Regions from separate parts of the Homo sapiens genome. Here region 1 is linked to region 2. A link is a contact called in ENCODE Hi-C data. All regions are on one chromosome and are shown on one strand. Each heading gives the region's core, a stretch centred on a gene start or an enhancer-like site at or near the end of the contact. The rest is flanking DNA. Distances are from core to core; before and after follow the strand shown.

Region 1 (6,039 bases), core at 1,473-3,972, 110 kb before region 2:
GGGAATGGACAAAGATGAAGTGACTACAAGAGCATTGATTCTATCTTGTCTCACTTCTGTAAAGATAACCATTTGAGTCCTTGCATAATGAGTAGAAGGACTAAATGGGCTTAGGCGGAAAAAAAAAAGCAGGACTAAGTATCCTTTTTAAGGATATTCTGCTTTAAAATAGAGCAAAGTGGGGTACAAAGTTTAACTAAAGTGCCACGCTACACATAAATACAAATGTTTTGTCATCTTCTAGAGATGAATGCAAAGTGAGTTCATGAGACTTAACTGTTTATTTACGTCCCATTCGGCTCCTGAGCCATAAGAATCATTTGATGAGCAGAGACTAGCACCTAGATATCCTCATTAGACGTTGACGAAGTCTATCACCCAAGAAAAGGAAGAGTTCAAGAAAGAACAAAGACGGCCGGGCGCGGTGGCTCAAGCCTGTAATCCCAGCACTTTGGGAGTCCGAGGCGGGCGGATCACGAGTTCAGGAGATCCAAACCATCTTAGCTAACACGGTGAAACCCCGTCTCTACTGAAAATATAAAAAATTAGCCGGGAGCGGTGGCGGGCGCCTGTAGTCCCAGCTACTCAGGAGGCTGAGGCAGGAGAATGGCGTGAACCCAGGAGGCGGAGCTTGCAGTGAGCCGAGATAGCGCCACTGCACTCCAGCCTGGGTGAAAGAGCGAGACTCCCGTCTAAAAAAGAAAGAACAAAGACAAAGATGGCCTCTACTTTTCCCATATTAGTACATAACTCTTCCATCAAACTCCATGAAACTGGGTGTTTCTTGCCTATGCAAAATCATCTAAATCCCCTCCCACCCACGCCATAGGAATTTTAGAATTAGGACTTTTTTGTAAGCCTGAACTAAGTTGTAGTCATATAACAAAGCAAAATATGGTGGGCAAAATGTGGTATGAGCTTTGAAATGAAATGAACTTGGGTTTAAATCTTGTTCCATGGTTTATTAATCAGGAGATCTTGGGCAAGCTGATTCTATGCCCATTGTTCAACTCCTGCTGCTAAAATCTGAGATCCCGTCAGAGCTGCCTTTCTCAGTCTCAGGAGCAGTCTCAGCTCTCACCTGGGTTTTTTTCCCATTTGAGGAAATTAGTCCCAGCTCAACAATCCTCTAGGTTAAAAGAATCATAAACAGAATGCTTAACATATATTAGTGAGTTTGACTTACGATGTTGTTAATGTTAAGAGTCATAAACATAAACATACTGCCCACTAAAATTTTAGTCAATAAAAGTCAGAGTTAGTGGAAAGATTTAAAATATGTTCTCAGCTCTGTACTTTGTTTATGTGATAACTTGATCTTCTCTAGTACCGCAAGACCATTTCAGTTCCATCTCCAAATTCAAATGTCTCCAGTTAACAGTTTATAACAATACTGAGCAAAGTTGGTTCGTGTTGCCAAAAGTGTCCTACCTTTTAAAGAAAAATCTTGGTAATTGGAGAAGCAAACAGCTGAACACATTGGATTTGAGCAACACAAGTCAGAATAACTTAAATTTAAGGGTATGTATGGGTGTTGGAATAAGACAAACCTGCCTTCAAGCCTCACCCCTCCACTTATTATTAGCCAAACAATCATAGGCAGTTCTTTAATCTGACTGTCTCTCAGTTACCTCATCTGTAAAAATGAGAATAACACAGTTCCAAAGGATCACCATGAGAATTAAATGAGGAAACATAATGAAAATGCCCAGAATGGCACCTGGCACATTGGAGGTACTCAGTAAATGTCTGCATCTTTTTCCTCTAGACTATCACTTCAGTCACCCTTATCTTTTCCTGGAGTTAGAGCACCACATTTCTTTTTAAAAGCTTACCACTCAAAAAGTAAAGCTGTATTAACACAATAGATCTCTTAAAGCTTATGTCTAGATGCTTTATTTTCTTCCACTATATAAGCTTTCTTTTTTAATGCCTAACAATTCCATTTGCATTCACATGTAAAAAAATGTACTATAACCATTAATATGAATGCCATTTCTAATACTATCCAAATCGGTGGAGTTTGGAGTTTGAAGTTTGAAGTTTAGGTTTAGGGGAAGACACCAGTTGTGTAAACAGGCATTTATTAAGGACTTAGAAAGGCTAAGATCAGCCAATCTTCAATATGAAAAAAAAAAGTAAATATTTACTTGTAGCTATTTCTTTTCTTTGTTAAATTTATTAAAAAAAAAAAAGGGCTCACTGTGGTGGCTATGCCTGTAATTTGGAAGGCCAATTCAGGTGGAGCACTTGAGCCCAGGAGTTCAAGACTAGCCTGGGCAACATGATGAAACTCTGTCTCTACAAAAATATACAAATATTAGCCGGGCGTGGTGGTGCATGCCTGTAGTCCCAGCTACTCAGGAGGCTGAGGTGGGAAGATCACTTGAGCCAGGGAGGTCGAGGCTGCAGGGAGCTGTTATCATGCCACTGTACTCCAGCCTGGGTGACAGAGAGCCTGTCGCAAGAAAAAAAAAAAAAAGTAAAACAAAATTATGTGTAGACCTAATTTCTTTATTAGATTTATTCTAAAACACTTAGGCATTATTTACTCCAATGTTTACAAAAAAAATGTATCTTTGACATGGCAGTGATCACGTTACATGTTACTAGTATTTCTTTCCAAAAAAATAGGAAATGAGATCACTTGGCAAAAAGGGAAGTTGCTATGTTAGAAATGACTGAACTGATGCGTGCATTTAATTGTGTCTTGTGGTAAACAAGACTCACACCAAGCAATAAGTCAAATGACTAAGGGAAAAAAAGAAAAGTTTTCATGCTGATTCAAAGGTGGTTATGATTCTGTAGTGATATGTAGTGATGTTTTTCTTATTTTCTCAAAAGTTTCTTTATTATTTTGATCTATTATTTTTATAAATAGATGTAAAATTTTTAAAAGCTCAGTTGAGATAAAACTCTTAGCAACTTGAAGAAAGTGACTTAGGGAAAAAAAGCAGTTACTATGCTATAATTTCTATATTTTGTTTCTCACAACTCTCCTAAAACTTTTATTTTTAAAGTTTTTGTTTCACAATATGAGCTTCATCTTAACTGCATCTTTCTCCTCACTTTGGCCTTGGGGTGACTGAAGTATTTAAGACAAAGTTTAACCCACATAGACATTCCACATTGATGGATTCCATTGAAATGATGAGCTCTCCACCCATTTGTGTAACCATTTATTGATATTTGTCTCACCCACTTGACTGGAAATTCCACAAAATCAGAGACTACAACTGCTTTATTTAGACTGTGTTCCAGCTTCCAGATTAGTGCCTGCATGTAACAATGTTCTACAAACATTTCTTGAATGAAAGCAGAAATTTCCCAGTTCTTGCAACCTATCCAAACAAGAACAATGTCAACGAAAGAAAACGAAAATGCTTATCTTTGTTTTTGTTCTCCCTTGGGGACAATTATTTTATTTCCATGAACAGAGAAGAACTTAGCATGGAAAATACAGTTTTAGTTAGTGCTCTAATTTAGCAGTGGTGGATAGATAAAGCAGTAAACTGTGCAGCCAAACAGCAGTTTCATTCCACTGGTGAATTAACCATCCGATATCTTCTAGGCTCCTTGAAGGCAAGGGTAAGAAATAACAGGTTAGGATACAGTGGCATAAAGGATGGTGAGCAGCATGCGGGAAGTCCTGGCAACTGAAGTCCACCACTGGGGGAGAGGCTCTGCTGCTTGCTCTTTCCCATCAACTGCATTTCACAGAACTGTGGAGACTCCAAGGGACCACACACTGTTTCTGGAGGCCAGAGAGTGAATATAAATGGTGTTCTATAGGTTTTGTCTAATTAACGTTGACTGTGCTAAGACTAAAACAGTTTAGCTTCCATTTTAAGTATTATCTCAGTGGTTCTTAACCTTTCTTACTTTAACCATTTAAGTCTTTGAAAATATAATGAAAGTTTTATACCTTCTGCTCAGCCTCAAGGATGAATGCTGGCATGAAGTTTCAGGGAGTTTACTGAACTCCCTTATAAACCCCTAAGGGCTAAAATCAGTAAAGGGTAAGTTGGAGGTATTACATTTGACAATAATGAGCTAATCCTATGTGTACTACCTTTAAGTCAAATCAATTGAAAGAGAAGTGGCATTTTCTGAATGGTGCCTGCTCTTTCTGGATATGTCCTGGACAGAATTCAGAAAACGTTTTTTGAAGTTTTCAAAAGAGAAAGTGGAGATGGATAAGGAGCAGAATGAGGAGGAAGAGAACACTCATGGTATATAAAGGCAAGATTTGAGTGACCTTTCATATTCTTGTGACCTATAAGAGTAAGACCCAAATCCATCTAGAAAAAGATCAAAACTGAGTACTACTTTCAACTGAGGTAGCCTCCTTCACAAATCTACTGAAAAGCAGTGTCAATGGCAAAAGGAGGCTGAAGAGAAGGGTTACATTTTAGTTCTTCCATAATTCTCTTCATTTCCCCAAAATAGATATATTCAAGAAAAGCTACATAATTATTTCACATAAAAAGAAAACAAAATTAAAAAATAATTCAGATTGTGTATGAGTTTTGAGATACTGGCCAATCTCTCAGCATTCCTCAAATTTATGGCAAAATAAGGACATAAAACTTCTTTATCTCTTTCAGTATAACCTGGTGCCCCCAAATTGTCTGATTTCCAGATTTGAGCCCTTTTCATTTTTAGGTGGCTTATTCTCTCATCTAGCATTTATCTCAAAACTCATTTAGAATGTTTTTTGACTGCATCACCTTACTTGTCTATATTAAATCACTCCATGTGGTCCCTAAACCAGGAAGGAGGAAATCACCACTCACAGATGCTATTGGAGTTTTGAAACAAAGGAAAAGCTGTCTGCTCCAAACTTGCTGGATGAACTTTTTATGCACTTCCTTTCCCCCAAGAGTGGGAGGTGGACCTGGAAAACACAACTGGCACCATCTCCTACAAAGCTGGATATAAAAGCAAAATGGGAAGGGTGGGTGGGGGAGGTAGGTAAGAAATAACACAACCAGCCAGAAAAACAGGACCATGAAAGCACATCATCAAGAGACCCAAAGATAAATGAAGCAGGTACTAGAAAGCCAAGGTTAATGAGAAAAGTTAAAAATAGCACATTTCTTTTCTAGGTTTGACTTGCTTGGACTTTAGCAATGGGTATACAAAGTTCTCACTCAAGAATAATTGTACTTACAGAATCTTATTACTGAGTACTTCATGTTTTATTTTTGTAATATTCACAACAACCCTATATTTTAGTATTAAATATCGCCATTTAAAAGATAAGAAAACAAACTTAGGTTAAGTATTTAATAACTTGCAGAAGGTCATCCAGCAAGTAGGAAACAGAGTTAGGATTAGAACCTAAGCAGAGAGTCCAGAATTCTGTGCTGTCTCAGGGGGTTTCTCTCATGTGTCTGTAAGACTTACAGACTTTCCTTTGAGCACATTTATCTTCTTTCTCCCCTCCTCTCCTGCCAGATTAGACTTAGAAGACTGGAGAAGAGAATCTTGATTCAGTGAGGGGAGAGGGACATCATAACCCAGTAGAAGGACGAGTCCCTCCTATCGAGGCCTCAGGTTTTTCATTTGTAAAATGATGGGGTTTGCCTATACAGCTCTTCTGACTGTTTTATTACCCTGTAAGCTAAGGTATGTGAAATGGAGAACTTCCTCTGGGAAACTTGCCCACTTGTACCAGCAGAGGACACTTACCCAACTCTCAGATTTAGCAAAACTGTAAGAGAATATGTACTCGTCCTTCAATGTGGCTAACTAAACATTGCCATTTGCAAAGTTCTCTTCAACCAAGAGGAGAAGGGCATGGGTTCAATGAAGTAAGGAGCTGTAATTGGAGGCCATGGTGATGGTGTGCATTACCATCAGACGCCTATTCCCTGCCCCCAAGAAAAGAAGGAAGTGCTTCCTGCGCTCTTCTCTTGCCGACACTGTTTCCTCTTGCCTGATTTCCTCATGACTCTCAGACAAGTTGCAACCGTTTAACCTGTCGTTGTGAAACAAGTAATGTGGTTGGAGTTGGAAAAATACTAAGAAAAAAAA
Region 2 (6,285 bases), core at 2,701-5,200:
ACTAAGCATAGAGGAGTGAACCTACAAGTCAAGGTTCCTGATCTCTTAGCGTTTATATTTTAATGACAGGAGACATAAAATAAAGAGGTAACCCCAAACAATAAAACATAATTAGCTAATGATAATTGCCACAAATACAATAAAACAAGGTGCTATAATAGAGAAAGATCAGAAGTCTTCTTCGAATACAGTCGTCATAGGAAGCTTTTCTAAGGAGGTAATATTTGAGGAAAAAAACATAGTAATGAAAAGAAACTACCCATGACCAGAGCAAAGCTTTCTTGAGTGAATCAATAATAAATACAAACGCAGTGAGACAGGAAGAAGTTTAGTCTGTTCCAGAAATAAAAATTAACCAGGGTAGCAAGTTTAGAGTTAGTACCAAGGAAGCAGAAAATCAAAAAGGTCGAAGAAGCAGGGATGAGCCAGTCATGTGGGGCATTGTAGGGCATGGTAAGCAGTTCAGATTTAGATTTTATTCCAGATGTGCGGTGCAACCACTAGAAAGCCTTTAAACCAAGAAAATCAGAAGTGGTATTGTTGTCTGGATATTGCTTATAAAAGATTACGCTAGCCACAGGTGGAGAATGGACTGTAGTAGGATAAGAGGGGAGGCATAAAGCCCAGTTCGGAGGTCATTTGTGGTATCCAAGCAAGAGATGATGCTGGCCTGATGTAAGGTGGTAGCCATGGAGATACAACATCAGGACTTGCTCATTTACTGGGCGTGGAAAGAGGGAAAGAAAGAAATCAAGAGTGCTAGTTAAACATTTGATCTGAGCAACCATGGGCCTGCCAGTCACTGTGCTAAGCTTAGTGGTTAAAATAGAGGATAAGACATTATGAATTTATGAAGGTCCTTGCCTTCATAAATTTTATAATCTATAGTTATTTAATAAACATGACTCAGTTAACAAACTAATAACTTAGAAAAATTAAGTTAGATCTAAATTTCATGGTGTATTAACATAATAAAGTCTAGATGGGCTAAAATGTTCAATTTAATAAATAAATAATATCTAAATCTTAGAAAAACTAGAAGAAGCAATATATGTGCATTTTTACATTCTTTAAGGATGGGAAAGCTTTTATAAAACTGATGTAACTGATAAAGAAAAATAATAGATTCGACCATTTACATTTTTAAACTTTTATATGTCAAAAATACCATAGACAAGACTGCAAGGTAAACAAGTCACCTTGAAAATATAGTCACAGCATATATGATGAAGAGTTGATATGTTTAATATATAAAGAGAATTTATAAATCAATAAGAAAAAAGATGAGCAAAGAGTCCAATAAACAATAAAGCAAAAGTGCAAAGTCTAAAGAGCCCAAACTTACAAGTACGATAATATATATATTTAAAATAAGATATGGATTTTTTTATGTTTCAAATTAATAAATGTTTAAAAGAAGTATAATAACCCATGTTAGCTGCCCTGGGAGTATAAAACTGACAAAGATTTTTTAAGCAGGGAAATTCTTCAAAATGCACATTGCCTTACATCTGGTAACTTCAATTTTTGAAATGTATCTAAAAGGTGTAGTCATGCTTGTGTGGAATCATATGTAATCATTCACTGCAGTGTTGTTTATAACAGTATAACTTTATCATAATAATTAAATAAGTAACGGTATTTTCATTTGGTGCAATACAGAGCAGCTAGTTAAAATTACATTGCAGGAAAAAAAGTGACTGATTTATAGTAAATTGTTCATACTACGTTTGATGTGATGAAAGCAGGCTATAAACCAACAAACCAAATGTAATAGCATTTTGATAAACAGCCACAGGGAAAATAAGTCAATAAAGACATTCAACAAATTGTTTATGATGATTATACTTGAGAGATGGAATTATAGGTGCTTTTTGTCCTCTACATTTCTGTGTTTTTCAGATTTTCCACATTGCATATGTGCAATTATATACTTTTTATATTATCAAATAAAAATTACATATTTACAAACAGATAAAACACTAAAAAACGAAGTCACTAAGCCTCTAACTTTACTTTTCTTTAGAAAACCAGTTGGAAAGCAGTCATCAGAGTAAAAGTTTCCACAGCATCTGCCATTTAACAGTTTCTAAGCCTTTTTGGAGTCCTTTTGAAATTGGAGATATTGGCAAAAAACAAAGCCCCCAAATCCAATGCTTGCAGGTAAAAGATGCAAAAGAATGTTGCCCTGATGCTGACAATAAGCAAATGACCCACTTCAAGCACAGACAATGGAGGTGGAGCATGGATTTGAGCAAGATATCCTGGAACCGAGAGCTGTAACTACTCTAGGTCCTGCTAGTCATCATTCAAAGGTCAGTCCATACCAGCAGCCACATACCAGAGAGTTATGGAGCCAACATGATGATCGAATTAATATCTGCAAGTAATACTAAGTCACATCTGTCCTTACATAAGATTGTAAAATCTTTGATTGTGATCCAATAAAACCATTTGCTCAAATAATGATAAATCTGATAGTTCCTGGTCTCCGCACACCACAGATTAAATAGATAAACTGCCTAATATTTTTTCTTTTTTTTTTTTGAATCAGGCTGGAGTGCAGTGGTGCAATCTTGGCTCTCTGCAGCCTCGACTTCCCAGGCTCAAGTGATCCTCCCACCTCAGCCTCCCGAGTAGCTGGGACTATAGGCATGCCCCACAATGCCGGGCTAATTTTTTTTTTTTTTTTTGCAGAGACAGGGTTTTGCCATGTTGTCCAGGCTGGTCTTGAACTCCTGGGCTCAAGTGATCCACCAGCCTTGGTCTCCCAAAGTGCTGAGATTACAGGCGTGAGTCACTGCACCTGGCCTGCCTCACCTTTTGAACATATAGGATCTTACTTAAAGTGCTATGACAAACATGCAACCTGAACATCTAGAGTCATTCTGTTTGTCTGGCGTTTGAACACGAAAGATACTAGAAATTAACTCTGCCTGCTGAACTTTTTGCAGGAATCAGATTGAATTTCTTTTGAGGGCTCTCAGGTTTACACTTGTAAAATAACCTATTATGTTTAAAAATTATGAATAGTTGCTTTACATAGGAAACCAGTAAAATAACAATGATCCTTAAAAATCTGTGTGTGTGTGTGTGTGTGTGTGTGTGTAAATGTACTTCATATTTCCACAGCATCTGTCATTTAACAGTTTCTAAGCCTTTTTGGTGTCCTTTTGAAATTGGAGATATTGGATAAAACAAAGCCCCCAAATCCAATTCAGTAGATAATGACTAAATTATTATTTATCTCCTCTGTTTTGTTTCATTATGTTCATTTTCAAACTTTGATGTCTACCAGTTTCTTCTGTGGAGCTTATAAAAAATATAAATACCCGAAGTGTATGCATGGCCTACTAAATCAGAGTCTCACAGTTGATGGTACCTGGGTTTAGCAGAATACATAGGTGGTCCTGGTGCACCCTGAAGCGCGAAACGCTGCTCTGGGTGAAAAAAAGTGCTAGCAGGGAAATGTGTTAGCAAAATAACAAGGAAAAGAAAGTTAACAAATCTCAAATTGGAAAAGAAAAATCTTAAAAAGAAAGACGTGAATAATGGCGTTCAGTCTTGGTTGGTGTCATTTCTCACAGGCCAATTACCTACAGTCTGGGTGGACTAGAGAATAGAGATTAACATCAGTCAAATCCCGTGGTTAAAGCGTTAACTAGAATGTCCATTCATTTCTCAAGAAGTGTGGCAGAGAGCAAAGGAGTGTACCTATCAGCTGTTCCTAAGAAAGTAAACACTCCCAACATGCACTGAGGCACAGGGAGTGGCTCAGGTTTCTTGACACTTCCCTGCTGTGGCGAAAAGGAGAAATAATTAACAGCTCCTGGGGCTCCAGGATCGCTGATCGCGTCGGGGGCACTGCAAGCGCCCAGCTGAGCCATGCTCTGGGAGGAGACAGGCGCCGCCCCTGCGCCCGCGCGGGCCTCGGACCTCCCCTACAGGTGAGTGACTCGCGGAGTCCCAGCCCGGCAGAGACAGGGCACTGGTTTCCCTCTACCAGAGTTCCTGACCCAGCCGAGAACAAACCGCGAAGCAAGTTCAGCCGAACAACGATGGTGAAAAGGGTCCTCCTGCTCACAGTGTGAATAACAGGTAAAAAATGGGGATGGGGAAAAAAACTTTCTAATCCACTCCCTGGGGTCATGTTGAGGGCAAGTTATTAGAAAGCAGAATCCATAGGCAACAAAGTTAAGTGTGTGTGTGTCATAGCAGCCTGAATCGCACACATGCCTTTTCCTTTTGATTTTCTCAGAATATGCTTTCCTAACCAAGGTAAGCTTGTAGGGTGGGAGGGAGAGAGGGGAAAGAAGGGAGGGAAAGGGTGCAGAGAAGGGCTTGGAGGTAAATGTGACCATAGGACCCCTCCTCCCTTTAGTTCAATGAGCCCTTCACCTGTAATTGTGCCTGGCAAAAATCGTGCCTTACAAAGATACTAGACTTCTGGATGGCATACTCCTTCCTCTGAGTATCCTTATGGTTAGAATATTGTGTTGAATCATCGCACTGGAAAGAACTTAATTGAGGGTTCAGCTCAACTTTTATTTGTTTCTGCAAAGTGACAGAAAGCATGCCCCCCACCAAAAAAAAAATGAATTTTCAATATAAGCGCTCACCAAACAATGAAATAATAAACATAAATAATTAAATGGGAGTGCATGAGTTAAGGATATGAATTCTGAAGCAGAAGAGTGGTAGGTTCAAAGCTCGGCTTTGCCACTTATTAGTTTGCCCCCTCTCAAGTTTCTTAACCTAAGCCCCAAACGTTTGTCTGTAAAACAAGCATCATCAAAGGATCTGCCACATAAGGCTTTCTTTGATGGGAACTGAACAGTCAGCAAGTGTTCTGTAAGTGATACCTACTGTTAGCATTAAGAATAAGCTGCTCTGCCAAAGGGGCCGTTATCAGGGAGGGCAAGCTGAACTAGGGAGACCAGACAGTGTGTATTAGGATGCTGGAATTGAACTGGTTCCCGGAGACTGGATCCAGGACAGGCAAGCAGGTGACAGGTGTGCTAGGATCATCTCTCTGGGTAGCAACGAAATGACCTGGCTTCTTTCCATTTTTCAGATAGAGTATGTGGTGGCAAATTCAGACATATTTGCTACTCAATCAGTTTTCTTTTGAAAAATTCACATTTACATTAATCTGTTATTCCTAAAAAGAAAATAGAATTTTAGAGTAAGAGAGTTACACACAATCTCATATTGTGGAATTCATGCCATTTGGGTTTTATAAAGGAGACTGCTTTTGAATAACTTTCATCAATTTAGACCATATAATCCATGTCTTTATATTTCAGCACATATTGAATTGTTTGTATTGAAGTGCTGTTTTTAATTTGTGTTGATGGACAAGAGACATGAAGGAATAATACTTGTATTTTGTCAGTCTCTACCTCTTAAGCTTAAATTACAGGAAAGTGGCTTTATTTTATGAAGTTTCACTTAAAGGGCACTTTTGTCAATGTTGTTAGTTATTAATGTTGCTAATTTTCTTGAGGGGACCAACTTAGTGTCTATGACTAGTAATTTCCATTGACTTCATTTTTATCTTGTTATTTTATTAAATAAAGCAGTCAAAGAGTTTGCAGTATACTCTAACTTAATATCATTGGTGTTTTAATGGATTCTTTTTTCAAATTGCAGAGTTGAAATTCTTCAGTGTGCTTACAATTAGATATTGACTGGAGAATTGTGGATAGAATTCTAAACCCAACCTAACTGAAGTTTACTATGTTATTTCCCTCTGGGGTCTGATTGTGTTTAGTACAGTTTAGCTAAAAACTTATAAAGGAATCAAATTGAATTAGAATAAGTTAGGGTTCCAATATTCATTAAAGATTTTTCAAAGAGGAAATATGCTTTTATGCTGAATTTCCATATTGTTATACATCCTTAAACAAAGTTATTTGCCTTTATATTTATTGATAGACATATGTCTAAATAAAGAATAGTAGCCCCAATTGAGATAAATTTATTTAACCATATTTGAAATTGATTTGAGATTAATCTACTTAACCGTAACTGGGTGGAAGTCTTTCTAGTTAAAATCTGTTTAGATAGATAGATAGATAGATAACAACTTTATATCTATACATTAGAATATTGTGTTGAATTTACATTTATTCTACTATTTCTCACGTGTATAACATTTTATTATAAACTATTAAATGTTGTGGTCAATCAGAGAGAGAGAGAAAGAGAGAAAAGAGTGACACAGAGAGACCCAGCAATGATTACGAAAAAATTAACTTTTCCAGTTATATTCAAAATAGTGTA

Evidence for each region. A loop is a pair of places that touch in the nucleus more often than their neighbours do. Pooled maps may share reads with other maps.
Region 1: a loop to region 2 is called in a pooled map, with 2.1 times the contacts of the local background. The contact joins the enhancer-like site here to the promoter of RASSF6 in region 2. A Hi-C loop is called at or near these places in 1 of 50 pooled maps.

The regions. Positions count from the first base shown.
Region 1 is chr4:73,732,039-73,738,077 of GRCh38, reverse strand. No RefSeq gene overlaps it. Among named protein-coding and RNA genes, the nearest start is that of CXCL8, 5.5 kb to the left of the region's middle. Within about 2 kb of position 2,722, at least 2 of the 41 ENCODE cell types and tissues checked have a DNase peak (open chromatin) inside an H3K27ac peak, as active enhancers do.
Region 2 is chr4:73,618,101-73,624,385 of GRCh38, reverse strand. RASSF6 (Ras association domain family member 6) reads left to right here and starts at 3,950. Exons shown (of 11, transcript NM_177532.5): 1 at 3,950-4,098. RefSeq lists enhancers at 3,378-3,926, 3,927-4,476.